Linked DNA regions of Homo sapiens: region 1 is linked to region 2. Evidence: chromatin loops called from intact Hi-C (ENCODE). Cell type or tissue: sigmoid colon. All regions are shown on one strand. Each heading gives the region's core, and the rest is flanking DNA. Links, peaks and the distances in the headings are about the cores only. Region 1 has its middle 100 kb from the start of LINC00621. Region 2 has its middle 11 kb from the start of LINC00621.

What was found. Peaks named below come from ENCODE experiments on the same cell type or tissue, not always from the same donor. Only the 100,000 strongest peaks of a DNase experiment are listed, where the experiment ranks them.
Region 1: it touches region 2 in a loop (2.7-fold over the local background); 1 of 110 quality-filtered maps calls a loop at or near these places.

What each region holds. Positions count from the first base shown.
Region 1 is chr13:23,015,150-23,027,560 of GRCh38, forward strand. No RefSeq gene overlaps it. Among named protein-coding and RNA genes, the nearest start is that of LINC00621, 100 kb to the left of the region's middle. In sigmoid colon, for the core only: a CTCF peak has its summit at 5,297 (motif pointing left); a DNase peak (open chromatin) is centred at 5,322.
Region 2 is chr13:22,920,964-22,933,374 of GRCh38, forward strand. It overlaps LOC124903230. Among named protein-coding and RNA genes, the nearest start is that of LINC00621, 11 kb to the left of the region's middle. In sigmoid colon, for the core only: no CTCF peak of the experiment used is centred there; a DNase peak (open chromatin) is centred at 5,588; H3K4me3 peaks cover 1,948 bases; H3K27ac peaks cover 291 bases.

The DNA.
Region 1 (12,411 bases), core at 3,901-6,400, 94 kb after region 2:
TTGCTCTGTTGATAGTTTCTTTTGCTGTGAAAAAGCTTGTTCATTTAATTAAGTCCCATTTGTCAATTTTTGGTTTTGTCATAATTGCTTCTGGTGTCTTCATCATTGTATTAGTCCATTTTCATATTGCGATAAAGAACTACCTGAGACTGGGTAATTTATAAAGAAAAGAGATTAATTGGCTCACGGTTCCAAAGGCTCTACAGGAAGCATGGCTGGGGAGGCATCAGGAAACTTACAATCATGGCAGAAGCAAAGGGGAAGCAAGCACATTTTCACATGGGGGCAGGAGAGACAGAAAAGGAGGAGGTGCTACACACTTTTAAACAGCCATATCTCATGAGAACTTGCTCATTATCACAAGAATAGCAAGGGGGAAATCTGCCCCCAAGATCCAATCACCTCTCACTAGGCCCCTCCCCCAACACTGAGGATTACAATTCAACATGAGATTTGGGTGGGGACACAGAGCTAAACCATATCAATCATGAAATTATTGCCAGGTATTGGTATTTCCTAGGCTTTCTTCTAGGGTTTTTATAGTTTTAGGTTTTATATTTAAGTCTTTAATCCATCTTAAATTGATTTTTTGCATCTGGTGAAATGACAGGGTCCAGTTTTAATCTTCTGCGTATGGTTAGCCAGTTATCCCAACACCATTTATTGAAGAGGAAGTCCTTTCCCCATTGCTTCTTTTTATCAACTTTGTTGATAATCAGATGGTTATAAGTGTTCTTTAGCATGTTCCATTGGTCTATGTGTCAGTTTTTGTGCCAGTACCATGCTGTTTGGATTACTGTAGACTTGTAGTATAGTTTAAATTTTGGTAGTGTGATGTCTCTGGCTTTGTTCTTTTTGCTTAGGACTGCTTTGGCTATTCAGGGTCCTTTTTGGTTCCATATAAATTTTAAAATACCTTTTTTCTAATTCTGTAAAAAATGTCATTGGTAATTTGATAGTAGTAACATTGAATCTGTAAACTGCTTTGTGCGATATAGAAATTTTCAGAACATTAATTCTTCCTATCCACAAACATAGAATGTTTTTCCATTTGTTTGTGTCATTTCTGATTGCTTTCAGCAGTGTTTTGTAATTCTCGTTGTACAGATCTTTCACCTCCCTGATTAGCTGTATTCCTAGATATTTTGATGCTATTGTGCCTATTGTGAATGGGATTGTGCTGTTGATTTGGTTCTCAAGTTGGACATTGTTGTATATAAATGCTACTGATTTCCGTACATTGATTTTGAATACTGAAACTTTGCTGAAGTTATGTATAAGATCTGGGAGCTTTTGGGCAGAGACTATGAGGTTTTCTAGGTATAAAATCATATTGTCTGCGAAAAGAGGTAGTTTGACTTCCTCTCTTCCTATTTGTGTGCCTTTCATTTTTTCTCTTTCTTGATTGCTCTGTCTGGTGCCTCCATTTCTATGATGAATAGGAATGGTGAGAGTGGTCCTCTTGTCTTGTTCCAGTTCTTAAGGAGAATGCTTCTAGCTTTTGCCCATTCAGTATTATGTTGGCTGTGGGTTTGTCAGAGATGGCTGTTACTATTTTGAGGTATGTTTTTTCAACGCCTAGTTTGTTGAGGTTTTTAACATGAAGTGATGTTGAATTTTATCAAAAGTCTTTTCTGCATCTATTGAGAAGACCACGTGATTTTTGTGTTTTGTTCTGTTTATGTGATTAATAACATTTGTTGATTTGCATATGTGGAACCAACTTTGCATCCCAGGAATAAAGCCTACTTGATCATGGTGGGTTGGCTTTTTGATGAGCTGCTGGATCCAGGTTGCTAGTTTTTCGTTGAGGATTTTTGCATCTATGTTGATCAGGGATATTGGTCTGTAGTTTTCTTTTTTTGTTGTGTCTCTGCCAGGTTTTGGGATGCTGGCCTCATAGAATGCATTAGGGAGGAGTCCTTCCTCCTCTGTGTTTTTGAATAGATTCAGTAGCATTGGTACCAGCTCTTTATAAGTCTGGTAGAATTCACCTGTGAATACATTTGACTCAAGGTTTTTTTTCTGAGTGATAGGGTTTTTTGTTTGTTTGTTCTGATTCAATTTTAGAACTGATTATTGGTCTGTTAAGGATTTAATCTCTTCCTGATTCAATTTTGGAGAATGTCGTGATTCCAGGAATTTATCAATTTATTCCAGGTTTTCTAGCTTCTCTGCATAGAAGTGTTCATAATAGTCTCTAAGGATTTTTTGTATTTTTGTCGGGCCAGTGGTAATGTCCCTTTTGTCACTTCTTATTTGTTTATTTGGGCCTTCACTCTTTTTTCTTTAGTAGTCTAGCTAATGGTTTATCAATCTTATTTATTCTTTCAAAAAAACAAACTTTTGATTTTGTTGATCTTTTGTATTGTTTTTAGCATTTCAATTACATTCAGTTCAGCTGTTATTTTGGTTATTTCCTTTCTTCTACTGGTTGTGGGGTTGGTTTATCTCTTGTTTTTCTAGTTCCTCTAGGTCTGATGTTAGGTTGGTTGTTGCGGGAAGTCAGGGACCCCGAATGGAGGGACCAGCTGAAGCCATGGCAGAGGAACATAAATTGTGAGGATTTCATGGACATATATTAGTTCCCCAAATTAATACTTTTATAATTTCTTATGCCTGTCTTTACTGCAATCTCTGAACATAAATTGTGAGGATTTCATGGACACTCATCACTTCCCCAGTCAATACCTTTGTGATTTCCTATGCCTGTCTTTACTTTAATCTCTTAATCCTGTCATCTTTGTAAGCTGAGGAGGATGTCTGTCGAAACAAGACCCTGTGATGGTTGCGTCAACTGCACAAATTGTTTGTAGAGCACATGTGTTTGAGCAATATGAAATCTAGGCACCTTGAAAAAAGAACAGGATAACAGCAATGTTCAGGGAACAAGAGAGATAACCTTAAACTCTGACTGTTACACTATTACACACAGTATAATTACACACATTGTATCACACACTGTGTAATTCCACACACTGTGAATTGCACACAGTATCACACACACGGTGTAATTGTACACACTCCATTACAAACTGTGATTACACAAAATCACACAGTATAATTGCACATGCCATATCACACTGTGTAATTGCACACGCTGCATCACACACGGTGTGATTACACACTGTATCACACACTCTAATTGCACACACACCATATCACACAGTGTAATTACACCCTGTATCACACACACTGTAACTGCACACACTGTATCACACAGTGTGATTGCACACACACTGTATCACAATTGCACACACTGTATAACACACATGGTGTAATTGCACACACTTATCACACACAGTGTGAGCTGTGGGGATTGTTTGGCTGCTCCTTTCTGATGGCTCTTTCCAGACTCTCAGTAGTTTCCACCCACCCATGCTCATTCAGTGCTAAACCAAAGACCAGAGGAGATCCCTCTACAAATCTCCAGACCTCTTTCCCTTTCCAGCATTTTGTCCTGCAAATTCTGGCCACTGTGGCTCCCCTTGTTCTGAACTCAGTTTCCCCAAGTCAGTGAGCTCACTGGGCTCTCTTTGGATCCCTCCTGTGCTGCAGACCAGAAACTCTCCAGGAAGCACACGGCACTTCTAAGCCTTGCCGCGTTTATTTGCCATCTCTTAGCAATGTTGGCCAACATCTGAAATCTACTGTTTTATGCATTTTGCCCAGTTTTCCACTTGTTCAAGGTAGAAGTTGAAATCTGGTCTCTGTTATTTCATTGTAGCTGGTGAGTTTTTTTTCCCAAATTGGCGAGATGTAGGTGTACACAAGTACAGTCCATATGTATTTAGATAATGGGCAAAATTAAGCTATTAGAGTGACAAGTGCTTTTATACACTATTTAGGGTATGTGTATTGGTATGGTTCCTGAAACAGCATATATCCTGGAGAGACATATAAAGAGTTACATTTCTATCCAGCCAGTAAGGATGATTCCCGTTGTTTATAATACAGTGGGGAAGGACAACTTCATGTCCAAACAGAACTTGTGTTTAACATTTTTTGATATTTGTTTATAAATTTTGATATTAAAATTAAATAATCCATTGAAAATAATGTGTTAAAACTATGTAATGAGAAGGACTTATGTTTATAATAAATTATTAAATGAAAACATAAACTTCCAAGATACCCTCTCTTTTCCTCTATCTTTCTGCATTTGGGAAATGCGGTCTTAGTGACTTAGGTGAACTGCAGCATTAATTTACAAATTTGAAAAAAAGATTTAATAATTCATGAAGGTTATCTGAAAGGGTAATATATAATAAACAACAGATACGCCTCTGAAAGAGCATATGTTGCCACTGGACACACCTCTAAAGAATACATTTTATTGCATTAATCACATTTATGGTGCCTTTATTATTTCATTATATAAATATATAATCTCATCAAGGTTCATTTTATATTTAAGAACAATCCAATTTTTATTAATAAATTGAATACCAATAGGAAAATAATAGCATGGGAAAATCTAATCAATGGATAATTGAGGCCTAAAGCAAAATTAGATTATTTTGCAAGATTTAATCCCAAAGGAAATTAGATTCTGTATCTTGCTTTTATAATTCTCATTTTAAGAAATTAAAAATTTTGTATTAAAATATTAGAAGATAAATCCTGTGATCATTTTGGGTATCTTATTATACCCATTAAAAATTTTACTTAAAAATGTATAACCCCTCATATGCTAATTTGTAATGTTTACGCTTGTAAGTATTTGAGTCTATTAACGAATTTTATATGGCTCTATTAATCATTACAAAAGATATACTCACCAAGCCCTAAAAGTAAGTCCCAAAGATTAAAAAAATCTAGAGAACTATAAAAGATATTGGTTTTTGGTTCCAAAGAAAGTCAAGCAATAGAATTACAATTCATTCAAAAAACTATTTTCATTTTTTCTCTGTAGTTCCAAGGCTTTGTGACAATTCTAAGAGGTATCAGACACTATCCTATTTCAAGTATTCAGTAGATAAGGGAGTTGGTTTAGAATCAAGCAGACTTTGTTTTGAACTTAAATTCATTTTTTGCCTTATTGACTTTTGACTTTTCAGTTTATTTTCCTGGATTTCCATTTTCTCATCTATAAAATGGTGATTCTGGCATATCTCATTGTCTAGTACATAATAAGGGCTCAGTAAAGCTACTAACTTACTGAAAGGAAAATATATTTCTAATGTCAGTGCCATGGTGACAACAGCATCATAGTAAATAAAAAGAACTAAAAGCTCAGGTGGTTGTAGAGCTTGTGTAAATGTGAGGTCCATGTTCATCATCACTGCCATCTAGTGGCAGTGTGACAAACCGCACTGTATACTCTCTTCCTCTTATAAAGCCACCAGTCCCACTCCTGTGACAACCCACTAATCCATTAACCCATTAACCCATAAATCCATGAATGGATTAATCCCCTTCTGAGGGCTCTGCCCTCACGACCCAATCACCTTTCAAACGCCCTACCTTTCACTTCTGCCACGTGGGGGAATAAATTTCCAGATGAGTTTTGGAGGCAACAGATAAACCATAGCAGTTTGGTGATAGAGAATTTTAATATCATAGAATTTTATGATAAAATAAGACAATTAATGATAGTATGCTTAACAAAGGTAAAAATTACTCTCCAAATGTGATCATCATAGCAAGCCGAGGTTTTGCTGACAAAGTAAGTTTCATCTCCTGAGTAATTTCATAAATCAATGGAAATTATCTTTTTTTCTGTATCTAGTAGACATACTGACTATTCCTTTGAAGCCAAATAGTGCTAGGACTTTTTCCTGTGAAGTGGTATGAGAAGTAAATCCTTTCTGTGTAACACTGGCTATGAAAATTATACTATAGTTTTTAGTTTATCCAATGAAAGAAATTCTCTTTAAGAGATCATTTTTACAAATTTTAATAGCATATTGGTAGTACATTCCTTTAAACAGGTCAAAATTTAGTTCTTTATTAAGCTGATAATAATAGTTGTATAGCAATCTTTCCCATAGTTTATTAATTTATGATCTCGCTGAACATATTTGTTTTAAACACATTATGTTTTGGGGATGTGTTTAGACATACAAAAGGGATTCTTTTTACTTTGTTGATTTTCCCTATTCTAATTTTTTCATAGTCTTCCATTAAGGGCTCCTCTTTGAATGATTATTTTAAAATTTACCTTCCTCTTACATTGTTTTCCAAATCAATCTTTTTCCCTTTCTAAAATAGTACTTTTGGGGCCACGCGCGGTGCCTCACGCCGCAATCCCAGCACTTTGGAAGCTCGAGGCGGGTGGATCACGAGGTCAGGAGATCGAGACCATCCTGGCTAACACAGTGAAACCCCGTCTCTACTAAAAATACAAAAAAATTAGCCCGGTATGGTGGCGGGTGCCTGTGGTCCCACCTACTCGGGAGGCTGAGGCAGGAGAATGGCGTGAACCCGGGAGGCGGAGCTTGCAGTGAGCCGAGATAGCGCCATTGCACTCCAGGCTGGACGACAGAGCGAGACTCCGTCTCAAAAAAAATAAATAAATAAAATAAAATAGTACTTTTATTTAGTTAAAACAAATGTCATAATAGGAAGGTTATCAACACAGAATAGTAGTATACAACAGGTTTTGATTTTGTTTGCATGAATCCTCGTCAATATTGCCTCTAAAACTTCAAAAACTAACCAGTTAATAAACATTAGCCGTCTTCACCTTAGCAATTTCACATGAATCCGTGGAAAACATATGCTCCTGACATATTCATATATCCTAAAACGCTTTTGTGCTGTATGTCTATTGACAATTCGTACGGTATTGCATTTTGATTATGCAAAATGACATACAGAGTAATTTATTCCTACGCTGGAAATAGAAAAGTTACCTAAGCCACAAGCCCCAGGGTACTGTTAGCAGTGTCTGTTCACAATAATCACAATGAATTTCATGCCTGTGGCCTATTTTCACATTGCAGTATTCTGGGCCCAGAGCTCAGACAAGCTGTTCTGCTCTGAGGCACGCATAACAACTAGCAACAAGCATTTGGGGCTTCCTATTGAACATCTGTTGCAAGAGCAGAGAGATATAATTACAACGCAGTGCCCCATTTCTTTCCTCCTAATCCACCAAGAATCATTTTTAATAGTTTTTTTCTATTATTTATATGGTTTAAGTAAATTATTCAAGGAGATGTTGATTGTAAAATGGTTCTTTTGTTCCCAGCCTGTTTTCCTTGGGTTCGTTGTCAGGTGACCTGAGGTCCAATGCCTTCATTCCATCTCATCAGTGTCCGCCTTTCCTCTCTCTCTCTTTTATTATTTCGTTACTCTTCCACAGACCTTCTTTTCCTACCTATAAAAGTGACCTCATATATTATTACTATTCTCAGTATCTTCTAAAACATGAGATTTTTTTTTCATACTTAGCACATTTACACAGGGTTTCCTTTATATAGATTGTGCAAAGCCATTGATTGGTTTTCTCTTTCCACTTCCTTCTTTTTTAAAAAAATTAATCTGGGGGAAGGAATATAAGCTTCCTCCCAGGGCAGTGTATGCAGGAGATGCTGCTACTCACTATCTTCACTTTAACAGCCTCACTAATATTCACACCAATATGAACGCACACACACACACATACATGCATAAACAGGCACACACACATCTACACACACACCACACACATGCACACACCACACACGCACACACCACACACATAAACACGCACACCACACACATGCACACATGCACACCACACACACGCACCACATGCACACACACACCACACATGCACACACCACAAACATGCACACACATACGCACACACGCACAATCTGTCTTTAGTCCTCACTCATCTAAAATTGTTTTCAAAAATGTCACTCAGTGTGTCTTTATGTAAAGCGAAAAATATATATTTTGTACTTATTCATGTAATCTATCTTTTTTTCTGAAATGCTCTCTTTCCTCTGCTTCTAAAATGTCACGTCCTCTTAAGTTTTCTCGTAGCCATTCTGGACACCTTTTCTCTCTTAACGGTGATATTCCTCAGGATCTCTTCTTTTCACATTCTATGCTGTTGAAATTCAACCAGAGATGAACTTGAGAATCACAGGTGCCAGATGTCACTACATTCAAACTGAATGTGAACACAAAGGGGCATGTCCTTGACAAAGACATTTAAAGAAAGCCACCCATGCACACCTGTTTCTTTTTTGTTTGTTTGAGGTGGAGTCTCACTCTGTCACCCAGGCTGCAGTGCAGTGGTGTGATCTGGGTTCCCTGCAACCTCCGCCTCCTGGGTTCGGGTGATTCTCATGCCTCAGCCTCTGGAATAGCAGGGACTACAGGTGTGCACCACCACATCTGGCTAATTTTTGTATTTTTAGTAGAGATGGGGTTTCACTATGTTGGCCAGGCTGGTCTCGAACTCCTGACCTCAGGTCATCTGCTCACCTCAGCCTCCCAAAGTGCTGGGATTACAGGAGTGAGCCACTGCACCCAGCACCCATGCACATTTAAGTTCTCATCTGGGAATATTTTCCTTCTCCGAAAAGAATATGCTTAATATTTCTCTTAGTGCAGATTATCAATTTTAAAAATCTTTTTCTCTTTCAAATGAATTTTTAAGCACATTGTTGAAGTAAACATTGAATTCTACATTGACATTATTTTATTTTATTAAATATATTATTCCATTGACTTCTGACTTCCATTTATCATGTTAAGAAGAGACATTTCACAACTTATTTCACACCCACTAGAATGACTATATTAAAAAAAAATAGGTAACAGTAAGTGTTGCCAGAACCCTCATACACTGATGATGACAATGTAAAATTGAACCACAACTTTGGAAAACGTTTGAGCAGTTTCTCCAAAAGCTAAACATACAGTTACCATGGACTCAGTGAGTTTACTTCTTCATTATTTACCCAAGATACGTGAAAACATATGTTCACCCCAAAATTATAAACAAATATTCACAGCAGCATTATTCATAATAGTCAAAATGTAGAAACAATCCAAATGCCCATCAAATGATGAACGGATAAACAAGATTGAATATTATTCAGCCATACAAAGGAGTGAAGTTCTGATACAATATAGATGAAACTTAAAACGTTTTGCTAAGTGAAAGAAGCCAGTCGGAGAACACCACAGATTATATAATTTCACTTATATGAAATTTCCAAAACAGGAAATGATATAGACAGAAAGTAGATGAGTGGCTGCATAGGACTTGGGGACAGAAGGATTAGGGGTGACAGCTGAAGGATATGGGGTATAAAATGTTCAGAAGTTGTGTTGATGGTTGCAAAACTGTGTAAATATACTAAAAAATCATTAAATTACACACTTTAAATAGGTAAATACTGAAATAAACATATTTCAGTAAAGGTGTTACCAAAAAAAAAAGCCAGGTGTATGTCTAAAACCTTGTTATAGTGAAAATGTATATTTTCTTGAGTTTAACATTTTATTTTTGTCTTCGTTTTTATGGTTTTATTATCGTGTGCCTACATGTGATTTATATCATTATTTATTGTATTTATTGTCTGTAGACCTTTTTAAGTCCATGATTGGTTGACTTTCTCCAGTTTTATACAATTTTCAGCCATAATAACTTCAAATATTGCTACCATCCAATTTTATCTTTCACCTCTTTTGGATACCTTTTGGACTTTCTCACAAATTCTAGATGTAATTACTGTCTTTGGTACTTCTCTCTCTGTGTCTCTCTCTCCATCCATCTCTCCCTCTCTATATTTATATGTAGAAAGATACATACATATATATACAGTGTGTATATATTATATAATATACACATACACATATATGTATATTTATACACAAATATAGTCCCATTCTTATCTGTGTATTAATAAATGGCTATTAAAACTGTAGACTGAGTTCTTAATTTCAGTTATTTTATGTTTCAGACTTAAAAACTGATCTTGATTGTACTTTTTAGAGTTGACAGTTCTCTGCTGAGACTCTCAGTATTGTATTTCACATCTTTGACTGCAATGATCACAGTTATATTGAAGTCTGTATTGGTTTATATTAGAACTTGAAGTTTTATGGCTCCTTTATCATTTGAGTGGGTTCTAATGTACACTGTCTTGTCACCTATACTGTTTGATGCAGTCCTATATCTGGTTAGAGCTATTTTCCTCCAGAGAGGATTCCTGACTGGGGTCCTAGAGGTACAGGACCTCACCAGACACTGGGTCACGTAAAGTGTGGATGCAGTCATTGCGTGGATTGTGTTACCCCTGTTACTCTTATTTGTAAGCTTCAGCTCTCAGCATCTCAACTCAAAAGCCTGGAGGTTTTACCAGGATCCTCTATCATTATATTAATGACCTCTGGCTTCCAATTTCAGTCCCTCACCCAGCCTTGGGAGTTTGTCGGAGATGCTACCCAGCCTTCCATCTGTACATTTCTATAATCCGCAATCAGCAAACAACCCCATAGAAACAGGGATCCCTTTTCTGAACTTCTGTGTCTCAAATTTTGGTAGGTAATTTTTCAATATATTTTTAGGCATTCTGTGCTTTCAAAGAGGTTTTCCCCACCTAGCTTTTCTACTTTTCTCAGCAGGGTGAGGGATGGGATTCTAAATTACCTAGTGCACCGTCATTGAAAGCAGTAGTCTGTCCTCCCAACTTTATTTCAGCTAAAGGGTAAGTTGTACCCTTTAAACAAATCTTTGACATTTTCAGGTGTTTATATAGTATAGTTCCACGAGATAAGATTTTCTCCTTCCTTCTATTGCCTAAGTGAATGGTAAAAAGGAAATTTCTTTCAAGTAATTTGAAAGCACTTAAAGTAGATTTTTAGCTATAAGTAATAAATGAAAGTACATACCTTAATGTGGCCTGAAGCCCCACCCTTCCTGTGGCTGTCCATGCCTGTTTTTCACTGAACAGCTCAGAGTGTACTATGCCACTCTTGCTTCATTTCACACATGGGCTAGCTGCATTACTGGACGCTGTTATATTCTGATTCAAAGGAATAAAGAACTGACAAGGAGGCAGAAGTGGGAAAATTATCTGCCTCCAATGTACTATCCACATAAAAAGTGAACTGCAGGATTTTTTGTTGATTCAAATCCCAAGTCTCTAATTGGGGGGGTGATACGATTTGGATTTGTGTTCCCGCCCAAATCTCATGTCCAGTTGTAATCCCCAGTGTTGGAGGAGGGGCCTGGTGGTAGGTGATTAGATCATGGGGGTGGTTTCCCTCTTCCTGTTCTTGTGATAGTGACTGAATTCTCACGAGATCTGATTGCTCAAGAGAGTGTAGTACCTCCCCCTTGTCCCTGTCCCCTCTCCCTCCTGCTCCTGCCATGCAGGACATATCTGCTTCCCCTTCACCCTCAGCCATGATTTTAAGTTTCCTGAGGCCTCCCAAGCTGTGCTTCCTGTACAGCCTGTGGAACCATGAGCCAATTAAACCTCTTTTCTTTATAAGTTACCCAGTCTCAGGCAGTTCTTTATAGCAATGTGAGAATGGACTAATAAGGGGGGCATACAGAGTGAGTCGATAGAGGCCTCTCTTTACTCCCTGCCTTGCTATTTGTGTTGCTGTCTTTCTGGTCTAAGACAAGCCAGCCAACTATCAGTCATTTCTGTTTGGTGTAAATGGGTCTAAATGAGGCATGATTCTTTAAAGAGATTAGAAAGATAATCAATTTATATTCCCAGTGTTGTTGCAAATCTACATCTCTTGCCTGGTTTCTTGGTGTTTCTGTGGAAAAAGTAAATCTATCCAAGCCAACAAGCTAAAAGCATGACCTGAAAATCTGACCTTTATTAATTATAATTTTTTTCTTCACTCTAACAAAAACTAATGTAGAATAGCAAAGGTTGTTGCAACACAATTAGAATATGTAATTGCACACTGGGTCAGCTAAAAGCAATTTGGTATCTAATTGTGATTGTGCAAGCATGTCTCATATCTACTATCATTAAACAGTCAAATACAGGCATCTGTGGCTATCTAAACCCTCTCAATCCAAACTCAGTAACTAAACAAATTTGGATCATGGGAAATACACACGTACCTAATCCGTGTAGCCATTGTCTTTCTTTTCAGTTGACCTGCATGTATCAAATAACAATAGTTCAAAGAATACCTGCTGAATGAATAAGAGAAGAGTTACATTATTTAATTAAACAGCTAACCAATCAAATCAATCTATTTATAGCATTTCCTGAATGTTGATGACTTTGCAGAAGTTCATTCTAATTAGGCCATTTGGTTACCACTTGCAGAGACTACCTAAAAGAAATGAGAAATGGTGAACAGATACGAGGCACAGCTGAAGGCAGATACAGGTAAATATGTCCGTATTTTTGGAAATTCTGGACACACATGGAAGAACTTACCTCATTTCAAAGATCAAAACAAACACTCGTATTAAAATTATGCTGT
Region 2 (12,411 bases), core at 4,333-6,832:
AGTATTATCTTTCATTGTAAAATTCAGTGCTGCTCTAAAATCAGCTCCATTTTTATGTTTCATTGTGCTAGAGACCCTAGAAGCAGATTGTGAGATAAAAAGAAATCTGTTATTGGGTCTAGGAAGGAAAAAAACTAAGCTATTACTATGTGCAGAACATTTTTGAAGAGGAAATTAAAGATAATCTAGAGACAGCTGTTAGAATTAACTAGGGAGTTCAATGAATTGCAGGATATAAATTCAGCATAAAAATTACTAGCAAAAATTAGATAAGTATATAAGATTCCATTAACAGTGAAGAACCCCACAAGGTTCCTAGAGATACATGTAATAATAATGTGCAAGACGTTTCTAATAGGAGGAAATGGGTAAACTTTGTTGGAAGGCATGAAAGAAGACCTAAGTGAATGGAGAAATATGCCATATTCATGAATAGAGAGACTCGTTAATGATGGAAACTATCATTACATTGATCTAAAGATAAAATGTATTTCCAAAATCTTTTCCCAAAATGTGTTTTTCATGCTGATTTACAAAATTAACATACAAGAGCAATGAGCCAAAAATAGCCAAGACATACCTAAATATAAAGGCGAGAGAGATAACAGATATCACAACTTATTTTATAGAGCTACAAGTCTTAAGAGAGTGTGATATGGTTCAGAGATGGGTAAATAAAATAATGAAACTGAGGCTACAGCTAGAAAAAGAACCATGAATACATGTGAACTTGGTATATGATGGGGGCATTACCCTTCAATGGGGAAGGGGTGCACTACTTGGCACGTGGTGCTGGAGCAACAGAAAACAAATTCATCAAGAAAAAATAAATCACAGGTAGGTCAGCACCTACACGTGAGAATGCAAAGCTATAAAAGATAACATGAGTTTATACCAATATCACAAAACAGGAGGAACAGTTTGAGGTATCAGACACATTAAAATTTAAAATTCTGTTCAGAAAAAGGCACCATCAATAAAGCAAAAAAATGTACAAGCCTCAGTCTGAGAGGATATATTTGCAATCCACATAACCGATGAAGTATCACTATCCAGATACATAAATAGTTCTGAAAATCAGTAAGAAAAAGGCAAGTGACCCAATGGAAAAATGAGCGAATGATAAGAAACAATAAATATCAAGAGAAAACAATGGGCAATAAATAGTGAAAAGAGGCTGAACTTCACTGCTAACACTGAGAAACACAAATTAAAACAACTAGATGCCATTTTTCACCCATTAGAGTGTAAAAAATTAAGAAGTTTGATACTACAGAGTGTTGCCATGAATCTGTGGAAATGGAAACTCTGCTGCTGGAAGGCGTATAAACTGGTATAACCACTTTGGACAGCAATGCAGCAATACCTAATAATAATGGTAATGATAGCGCTAATGTTTAATACTTATTGAACATTTATAAAGTGCCAGGCATTGTTAAAAGCTGGCATGGAAAGCTGATGACACACATTCCCAGAAGCCAGGGGCTCTTCCTACAGTGGCCTGGCCCAAGGACCCCTGCACATGGCACCAGCAGACACAAGCAAGGCTGCTCATGGTGTGGTGGGAAAGCAGAACTCGTTTGTAAGTTCCTGAGTGGGGAAGGATCACTAATCTGTGCCTCATTGGCACAACAGAATATTCTACTCCAGCTAACAGAAACACACTGAATTGATGTCCGTCAATATGGATAAATTTCAAAAACTTGATTTTGAGTGAAAAAAAGCAAGTTGCAAGAATCTTTACACCATTTGGCCATTTATGTCAACTTTAAGGCACATAAAATATTGTTGGAGGATGCAAGCATGTGATAGAAAAGTACGAACTTGTAGGTGGGAAATATGGACACCAGCCCTCCTCCATAGAGAGCTGACAGCTAGCTGGGGAGCTAGCATTGGTCCTTCTGTCCATCCATCCACAGGAGCCAGGCCATCTCCAAGGAGGGAACACCGGCTAAGGGAAGCAAGAGCCAGCCTTGAGGAGCTGGAACCTGGAGGAAGGTTATTCTAGGAATTCAAGGACTTAAGACATTTGAAATCTACTAACCTCATTTGTTATGATTCATTATACATTAAAAAGTCAGGAAACAGCAGATGCTGGAGAGGATGTGGAGAAGTAGGAATGCTTTTACACTGCTAGTGGGAGTCTAAATTAGTTCAACCATTGTGGAAGACAGTGTGGCGTTTCCCAAGGATCTAGAACCAGAAATATCATTTGACCCAGCACTCCCATTACTGGGTATATACCCAAAGGACTCTAAATCATTCTACCATAAAGACACATGCACACGTATGTTTATTGTGGCACTGTTCACAATAGCAAAGCCTTGGAACTAACCCAAATGCCCATTAATGATAGACTGGATAAAGAAAATGTGGCACATATACATCATGGAATACTATGCAGCCATAAAAAAGGATGAGTTCGACCGGGCGCGGTGGCTCACGCCTGTAATCCCAGCACTTTGGGAGGCGGAGGCTGGTGGATCATGAGGTCAGGAGATCCAGACCATCCTGGCTAACATGGTGAAACTCCATCTCTACTAAAAATACAAAAAATTAGCCAGGCATGATGGCGGGTGCCTGTAGTCCCAGCTACTTGGGAGGCTGAGACAGGAGAACGGCATGAACGCAGGAGGCAGAGCTTGCAGTGAACCGAGATCATGCCACTGCACTCCAGCCTGGGCGACAGAGCGAGACTCCATCTCAAAAAAAATAAATAAATAAAATAAAAGGATGAGTTCATGTCCTTTGCAGGGACATGGATGAAGCTGGAAACTATCATTCTTAGCAAACTAACACAAGAACAGAAAACCAAACACCACATGTTCTCACTCGGAAGTGGGAGCTGAACAGTGAGAATACGTGGACACAGGGAGGGGAACATCACATACTGGGGCCTGTCGGGGTGGAGGGGAAGGGGAGGGATAGCATTAGGAGAAATACCTAATGTAGATGACGGGTTGATGGGTGCAGCAAACCACCATGGCACGTGTATACCTATGTAACAAACCTGTACATTTTGCACATGTATCCCAGAACTTAAAGTATAATAAAAAAAATTTTTTTAATTAAAAAAAAAACATGGGCTCAATTAACATGCAGCCAAGGTAACACTTGTTAAAAATCCTACCTCCATGCAGGATGAGAATTCCTCTGGAGGTGGGAACAGAGAAAACTTCATGCTTGGTAAAGCACCTGAGGCACCCATTACAATCTGGGACAAGATGAGGACATCAACACTCATGCTGTATTCCACATGGGAGGCCAAGTCAACTCAAGATGATTTTTAAGAGATATAAGAGCCAGGCATGGTAGCTGATACCTGTAATCCCAGCACTTTGGGAGGCTGAGGTGGGAGGCTTACTTGAGTCCAGGAGATCAAGACCAGCCTAGGCAACAAAGCAAGACCAAGACGCCTTCTCTACAAAAAAATAAGAAAATTAGCCTGGCATGGCAGTGCACACCTGTGGTTCCAGCTACACTAGAAGCTGAAGGGGGAGGTTCACTTGAGCCCCGAGTTTGAGGCTGCAGTGAGCCACATTAGTGCCACCGCACTATAGCCTGGGTGACAGAGCAAAAGCCTGTCTCCAAAAAAATAAATAAATAAATAAAAGCTATAAATACTGCAAAGAGGCAAAACCTGCTGTTGTTTGCTGACAAGCTAATCATATCTAGCAAATCCAAGAAAAAAAAAACAGTAAAAAATGAATAAGAGAATTCAGTAATATAGTCAGAGATGAGGCCAACATATAAAAATCCATGTCTTTCTATATACACAAGAAATAACCATTTGAAAGAAGCTGTCCTATTTACAATAGCTAGAAAAACTGTGAAATATCTGGGGGCAGAGGTTGGAAGAAACAAAAATGCACACAAAACTTGTGAGAGGAAAACCAAACCTTTATTGGCAGGCACAAAATAAACTTTCTGAGTAAATGGAAAAACATTCTCTTCTTGAATGAGGAAATTAACATTGTAAAGATGTCAACGGTCTCCCAAAGTGATCGAGATGCGCCCTGTGCAGTGGAATCCCAAACTGTAATTGCATCTTTCACGGAATTTGACACACTGACTGAAATTCACCTGGAAAAGAACATGCTTAGTAAACATGGTTTCCTGAGGGGGAAAAAAAAAAGAAAATTGGTTTTGCAGACAAGGTTCAAGTTAGAGATCCCAGAAAGAAACGGATGTATCTCCATGCGGTGAGGTACGCTGGGAAGGGCATGTCCCGCGGAAAGAGCAGGGTGGACGATGGACCGTCTGGAAAACAGGCTGCCAGGGGACAGAATCAACACAGATTTCCAAGTCACAAAAACACGTAAATTCTGTGGATTAAAGAAAGATATCTAGAGATCTACAAACACAAATCTAAAGAATCCTTGATTTCACTGAAAATCAAAGATGTTGATGAGGGTAATCATGAGCTATTGTTTTTCACTCATAAAATTGGGGGTGAAAGACAAGGATTAACCTTTCTAGCGATGATAAAGGTGTAAAAAGTATTTGGCTGCGCGGCTGGTGGTGAATAATTTTTACAACCTTCTCAGAAAACAATATGGAAACGTCCAGCACAAGCCAGCAGAGAAAGCCTGTTTGAGGCCTCTGCTGTGGATAGGGACGCCTGCCTGAACACAGGGGAATCATGCGCATCCATGCTAGCTGCAGTCATTTTGGTAATAGAAAAAAAAAAAAAAAAGAATTAGAAGGGGAAGGAAAGAGAAGCACCTTAACTCTTCGCCGGCAGAGATCTTGTTACACAGCAGCATCGCCCCACAGGGCAGAGGCCTCTGCAGCCATCAAAGAAAATGAGATCGAGCTAAGTGGGCCAACGTGGAAAGCTCCCGGGACATGGTGTTATATGTAAAAAGCAAGTTGCAGACGACGCATGAAATATGTATGATTCCATTTGTGAAAAAGCAGCATCGCTAGAAAAAAACTGTATATTTTATTTCGTATGTACACACAGTGTGTAGATCCATGTAAAGAAAGCAGTCCAGACGGTGGGGCGGGGTTGGAGATGCAGCCAGCCCTGCTTTGTGTCTAGATACTCCGGCATGCTTGGCGCCCCCATGCCCGAGGTCATGTGCTCCTGCCATAATTTAAACAAATGCCTGAACAGCAAAATGAAATTAGAATAGGCAGCTAGACGTGGTCTGGAGCGCAAGAGGAAGGTGCGGTGCGGTGAGGTGAGAAGAGAGACCGCGCTAGACCAGGCGATGTCTTAGGGACGGGAGAGGGGTGAGGCCCACGGCGGTCCTGGGGAGCGGCCCACGACCGGCCCACGCAGAGCTTGTAGCCAGTGAACAGGAAGTATTGGCGAGAGGGACTGAGAAACCCAAGAGAGTGTGGGGTGAGGAAAAGGTCAAGGAAGGCCCAGGCTTCCAGGAAGGGCCTGGGCCGGGGCGGGGCGGGTGGTGGGAGGCAGTGGTTAGGACGGGCGGGGGTGGGGGTGGGGGTGGGGGTAGGGGTGGGGGTGCCACAGGAGGCCGGCGTGGCCTTGGAAGCCGCTCAGCCGCGCGGGGGAGCCCGGGGATCCGAGGAGCTGCGGAGGGAAGGGGAGGAGCAGGGCGTGGTTGGAAAGGCGGTGGGACAGGGAGGGCTGGGCTGTGCGGCTGTCCCGTCCTCGTGAAGAGGAGCGTTGGGAGGAGCCGGGAGAGACAAGGCTATGGGCGGCGGGCGGGGACGGCTGTCCCTCCCTCAAGGAGTGGAGTTAGCGAGGCTGCGCTGGGGTGCTCCGTTGCCGAGGATGGGCCGAGTTCGAGGCGGCAAAGGTGCGGGTGTGCAGGGGGGAGGCGGCGCCCTCCTCGCTGGGTCTGGGGTCCCGCAGCGCCTCGGGCCGGAGCAGTGAGCGAGCGTGGGTGGGAGCTGCGGCCTGGGTCCTTGAGCCCGGCTGCCCCGACGGCAGGTGCACCGGGGTTGCGGGGGACTCGGCGCATCTCCAGGGCGAGTGAGTCCAGGGCCTTCGGCCTACAGGCTGAGCAACGCGGACAACAGCGAGGGGGCTCCGTGGCACAGCTGGCGGGGTCACGGCGCACGCCTGGGCGCCCTGGAGCCCGGAGACTCAGCAGCCATCGCTCGGGGCTACCACGGCCCTCCAGGCTCCTGAGCCACCCGCACGGAGGACGAGCTGCGGAGCGCGGTGTGCGGATAGCCAAGCTCCTGCCGCCAAGGCCACCCCGAGCCCAGGCTGCCAGGGCGGCATCCACAGCCGGCGGCCCGCGGGCCTGGGCCTGAGACCCGCGCAGCAGCCCCGCCTGCCCTGCCGTGAGAGGGAAGTAGACCGCGCTTGGTTTCCGCAGGTTAGAGTCTCAGATGCATTGTTACAGCTGCACAAACTACCCTACCCCGACAGTGCGTGGGTGCCGGAGCCTTGGTCCATAAGGGAGCCTTGTGGGCAGTGGCTTAGGCAAGAGCCTGACTGGTGTCATCCTGTCCACTTGTTTACTAAAACCCTCTGCTGTGGTCATTCATTGCTGACCATTCACATAGGACAGACATATCTTCATGATTTTTGCCCATTCGCGAGGCCTATTCACATATCTTTTCCCCAAATATCTTCACCACCAATTTTTCCAATCGTTCTTTCCATGTCTCTGACCATCCAGCATAAACATTGAGCACAGCTGGCGAAATAGTCCATCACTGCACAACTGGCCACTGCTCCTTCTAAGCAAAGTGCACAGCCAGGTGCACTGCCTGCAGCTCTGCCCAGGAGGACTTCCCTTCCCCACTGTCTTTCAGGGACGTCCCAGGAAGGGGCTGTAGTTCTGCAGCATCCACTTTCAGGTGGTGCCTGCATATGGGGCAGAGCCGTCTGTAAACCAGGCCTGAGTCATCTCTTCCTCTGTCAGATATCATGGGGACCTCCCCAGGAGGTCACAGGCTCAGGCTGGGAGAGAGGGTCTCAGCTGAGAAAGGCGGTGGGGCAGGAGTGGGGACCATGGGCACTTGGGCCACTGCTTCATGTAACCTACTTGAGCATTCAGGGGCTGATTGGGCCTAATCACATACATACCACTTCCATTCGATGACAGAGTGTTGCTGTGCACACCTAACTGTATGGCTTGTTGGGTCAGATAACACCCTCTGACACCACCCTCTGACACATAGACGTCTCACCGATAAATGTAGAATAGTTGCTACTTCTTGCTCACTAAGTCCAATCAGCATGATGTCATCAATGTAATGCACCAGTGTGACATCTCATGGAAGGGAAAAGCAACCAAGATTCCTGCAGACTAAATTATAATGTAGGGCTGGAGAATTGATGGGACACTCCCTGAGGTGGGACAGTGAATGCGTATTGCTGGCCTTGCCAGCTGAAAGAAAACTGCTTCTGGTCAGCCTTCTGGACAGGGATGGACAAAAGGTATTTGCTAGATCAATAGCTGTGTACCAGGTAACAGAAGATGTGTTAATTTGCTCAAGCAATGAAACGACATCTGGTACAGCAGCTGAAATTGGAGTTACCACCTGGTTAAGCTTATGATATTTCAGTCATTCTTCAAGATCTATCTGTGTTCCCTACAGGCCAAATAGGAGAGTCAAATGGGAATGGGGTAGGAATCGCCAGCCCTACATCTTTCAAGTTCCTGAGGGTGGCATGAATCTCCACAGTCCTTCCAGGAATGTGGCATTGTTTTTGACTTACAGTAGTCACCCCTTATCCCTGGTTTCACTTTCCACATTTTAAGTTACCTGTTGCACAGTACAAGATATTTTGAGAGAGAGAAATCACATTCGCATAGCTTTTATTGCAGTATATTCTTCTAATTGTTTGATTTTATTATTGTTGATAGTCTACTGTGCCAAATTTATAAATTAAACTTTATCATCAGTATGTATGTATCAGAAAAAACATAGTATAGCTAGGCTTTGGTGGTTTATATGTCCATAGTTTCAGGCATCCACTGGGGTCTCAGAACACATCCCCTGCAGATAAAGGGGGGCTACTGCATTATTTTCCCAGGCTAAAGCAGTTCTAGTGGCTTCTGCTTGGTCTTCTTCACTGTAATAGTCCTTACTCCACAGGTCAGGTACCCAGTGTGTAGATGCTACCAGCTCCTCAGTATGCCTCTTCCAATTATGCATTCTGGAATGGGGAAATAACTACAGGATGGGTTTGGGGACCCACTTGACCCACTGTAAAATGAACCTGAGCTAAAACTCCATTGATCATTGAGCTCCATAAGCCCCTACTCTGCCTGGGTGGCCACAGTGACCTTTTCAATCTTCTGGAATCAATGTCAGTGCAGATCCAGTGTCCAGTAGTCCCTGAAAGGTCTGAGTCCCTGAAAAGGTAAGGTAGGTCCCTTTGGAGGAGGCTGGGGAAAAGATTAAGAGTATACATTTCGGGTAGTGTACCAGGGTTGTTTTCCAAGGCGACATTGTTGTCCCTTCATTCACGAGTTCCAAGTCTGTAAATTGGCTCAGGTCTGAGAATTGAGGGGCTGTAACTCTCTGCTTTGAGAGAATGATTTTATGATTTGAATTTGACTTCTGTTTTAGAGACTGGGTCTCATTATATCACCCAGGCTAGAGTGCAGTAATGTGATCATAGCTCACTGCAGCCTCAAATTCCCAGGCTCAACAGATCCCCCTGCCTCAACCTCCTGAGTCACTGGGACCACAGGCATGTGCTGCTATGCCCAGATTCGACTTAGACTTTTATTCACTTGATCTAAAACTTTTCTGCTTATACAGATCACGGCTTCTAATCAAATCCCCTTCCAGGAGCCCCATGATAACGGGCCAGAGCCATGAGTCTCATGAGCCAGGCTGTTCTGATTGCTGCTGTGCCACTCCTGCCCATTGCTATACCCGCACCCACCTCGCTGTGGCCCTGACAGCTGGATCCAGTTGCTTCCCTTGCACTTAGGTTTCCAGCTGAGTGGCTGTGGTTCCCACCGTAAGGTCTGACCTACAGAGAAGAGTTATGGCAGAGCTCTTCAAGGAAGCTGGGGCCCCCTCACACAGTTCTTTCTCAAGGTGTTAGTGAAAGGCTGTCTTCCAGACCCCCCAGCGTGGGTGAGTAGGTCTGAAATGACAAACCCACTCTAACACATCAGCCTCCCTAGCCCTTTAAGCTCCCTCTACATTAAACTTGGGGAGATTGGATCTTTCCAGTTTGCTCACAGCAGGGCAGACTATCTTTTGACCCCTGTTCAGCCATCCAACCAAACTTCGCCCTTTCTAACTCACTGAGCTGCAACTTTAAATCCACAATATCTGCTTACTGAGCCCATATCAATAAATTTGGCCTGATCCAACTTTATGTTCCTTCCACTACCATCTCACATCCTTAATATTCATTCTCACCTGTGTTCCCTGGATTTCCACTTGTATAAATTAGAAACCCATGTTGTTCTTTTGGAGTGCAACATACCTTCTTGTGGGTCACAATTTGTCCCTCACCTTCAGGGGCCTTCTGGGGTTTGGGTCTAGTTATAGGTCTAGAGGCAAAGTGGGGTGGTGAGGCTGGGTCCTGAAAAGAATCAGCATTGTCCCACTTTGCCACCACCTCAGAGGAAGATATGACTCAGGATGCGGGGGACTCCCACAAATCAGGTGGAAAGGCTATACCAGTATTGGCAGGGATGCTGCTGCCACTGGGGATGTGAAGGCCACTTTGTTTGAGGGTTGGGGGGACCTCTTCCACTGGCAAAGAATACATCAGAATTTAGGAGCTCGATACCCCCAGCTTCATCAGGGTCTTCCCACATGTCCCCATTCCAACTTACAGTATCCCATTCTTTCCCAATCCATTTCCCCACTTAAGAGTAGACATCCTAGGAGACTGGGAGCTCAACTTGCATTGAATTAATAATTTGGCCAATTGCTGGATGAGATCCTGAGTTTGATTTTCAGAAACTTCAGCCCTGTGCTTGTATGAAATAAGGCTCTTGGGGCACACATAGAAACTCTTAGGTCACTTTTGTGGCTCTTGAGCTGGGAATTTGAATCCCTGAGCTCATCTTTTTCTTTTACCACTTTGTGCAATGACATTAGAAGCAACAAATGTCATTATATTCCTCAGTTTTCCTAAAATGTTCAAAAGTATCATATACAGAGTCATGTAGCTCCTTGCTTCTTATAAGTGGTTTATTAGGAGGATCCAATGCAGATAGTTTGCATATCTCTATAGTTTATGCCATGGGTGATCAGTGCTCTCTTTACTACTGGAAGTAGAATCATTAGTGTCTTTACATATAGTCTGATTAAAGATCCAATTCCAGAAACTCCAGGAAGAATTCAGAAAACTCATCCTCAAAATTCTGGTCCTCTAGATCCACTCTTGGTACCAAAATCTATATTAGAGTTCTACAAAGAAACAGAATCAATAGAATATGAATATATATAAATATATATACATATATATATATAGAGAGAGAGAGAGAGATTTATTATAGGAGTTATGTAGTTACGGAGGACAAGAAGTCCCACAGTCTGCCATCTGCCAGCTAGAGACCCAGGAAAGTCAATGGTGTTATTCCATCTGAGTGCAAAGACTAGAGAACCAGAAGCACCAATGTTCAAGGGCAGGAGAAGATGGATGTCCCAGCTAAAGAAGAAAGTGAATTCACCCTTCCTCAGCCTTTTGTTCTATTCAAGCCCTCCATGGATTAAGTGATGCTTGCTCACTTTGAGGAGGGCAGGTCTGTACTCAGTCTACTGACTCAAATGTTAATCTCTTCCAGAGACACCCTCATAGACACATGCAGAAATGATGTTTTATCAGCTATCTAGGCAACCCTTAATGCAGTCAAGTTGACACCTAAAATTAAACATCACAAGCAGGGAAGATGGTGTGGGAGGTGAGGTGTGTCTGTGAGCAGAAGCTGGGTGGGTCTCTGCATGAACATGTAGGTACGGGTGCAAGCATGTGGGAGCTGTTGGTGGCAAAACTCAACAGAATCAACTCATATTTAGGAAGTGAATCAGATGTCCCATCCTCTGAGCCCTGTGACATTTCATGATCTGGAGCAATAAAAAACTCTCAGAGCAAGATGTATAATAAAAAGCTAAATTTTCAAGTATGGTTTTTGGAAGAATGTGACTTCTGACTTTTAACAAAAAGCAGAAACAAACACTTTCTTTCATACTTAGGAATTGTCTGCCAGGCTTCTGGAGGCACCTGGGCCGTGTGGGTTCACAGCGGTCATCCAGGGAATGGATGGACATGGTGAGTTTCTGAAGCACGGGCATCACCCTTAGGGTAGGGGGAGGGCTCCAACACCAAGGCCCCCAGCACACATTTCACAAGGAAAAATGACCGTGTCGTGCCTGTGTTGGTAGGTGATCAACTGTGCTTAACCGAGAAGGGAATTTTCTCTAGTTAGAGGCCTCACATTAAGCATGCATTGGCTTCATCTGGAGTGTGCAGAACAGAATCATTCTCTTCCCCATTCCTCACCAAGAACAGTAATTAGAATGCAAGTTCATCTCCATATAATGCATTATGACTTTAATATCAGTAAATGCTTCTTACATATTAGATGCAGTGAGGAAATATTAGTTGAAAATTCACAGACTGGTATGATCAGTTTCCTCTAGGATAAAATGTGATAAATGGGTTTTAATAAACTGAGGAGAATTATAGGCACCATCATCTTGGTTCCTGTCAATTTTACTTAGAGTAAAATGCCATTGCAATAATTAGTTGGTTTTTACTGTATTCATTAAAAGTTTTTCTAATGACCACTTGAGGAATAAGTAAAATTAATTTCTTTCTTGAACATCAAAGGAATTCATCAATCAAACAAAAAGCAAACTTCAGGGATTATGCGAGACAGGGTGAGGACCAGTGGTTTTCCGTGCCCACTGTGGGGACAGCGCTTTCCCGCCGTATGTCATTGGCATGGAAGCTCGAGGCCATTCCCCCGAGGTGTGCTGATGGAGAGGGATGCAGGCCCCGGGTGGAGGCCCTGGCCGTCCTTCTCAGGTGCCATTGAGCTGTGACTCCAAGGCCTCCTCCTCCAGGCAGCTTTCCTTGACTGCTCCAACTTCAGGGCTCTCTCCTGCCTGGCCCACACACTTGAACTAGGGCTCCTCAGTCTCAGAGGCTGAGGCCAGTTTCTCTCTCTGCCTGTGGCCCCTCAGATTCCAGCATAGGGCCAGGCACTCTAGAGGGCTCAAGGGCCACTACCCCCGTCCTAGCTCCTGCAGTGCTCGGCCAAGCTCAGCCCTTGTTCAGCACACCAGCCCTGTGAGCCACGCTGTCCCTGGAGCCTGGCTCGGAGGATGCGAGGAGGATTCTCCAGCAGGCAAGCATGGTCAGAGGGGCCACTGGGTCGCCAGATGGAGTCCCTGTGCCGATCCCACAGTACACGGAGAGGAGCAGAAAAGCGGGTGAGGCCTGGGGAGATGACATCACATGGCTGGGGCTACTCAGTGGTGAAGGGAGAGACAAAG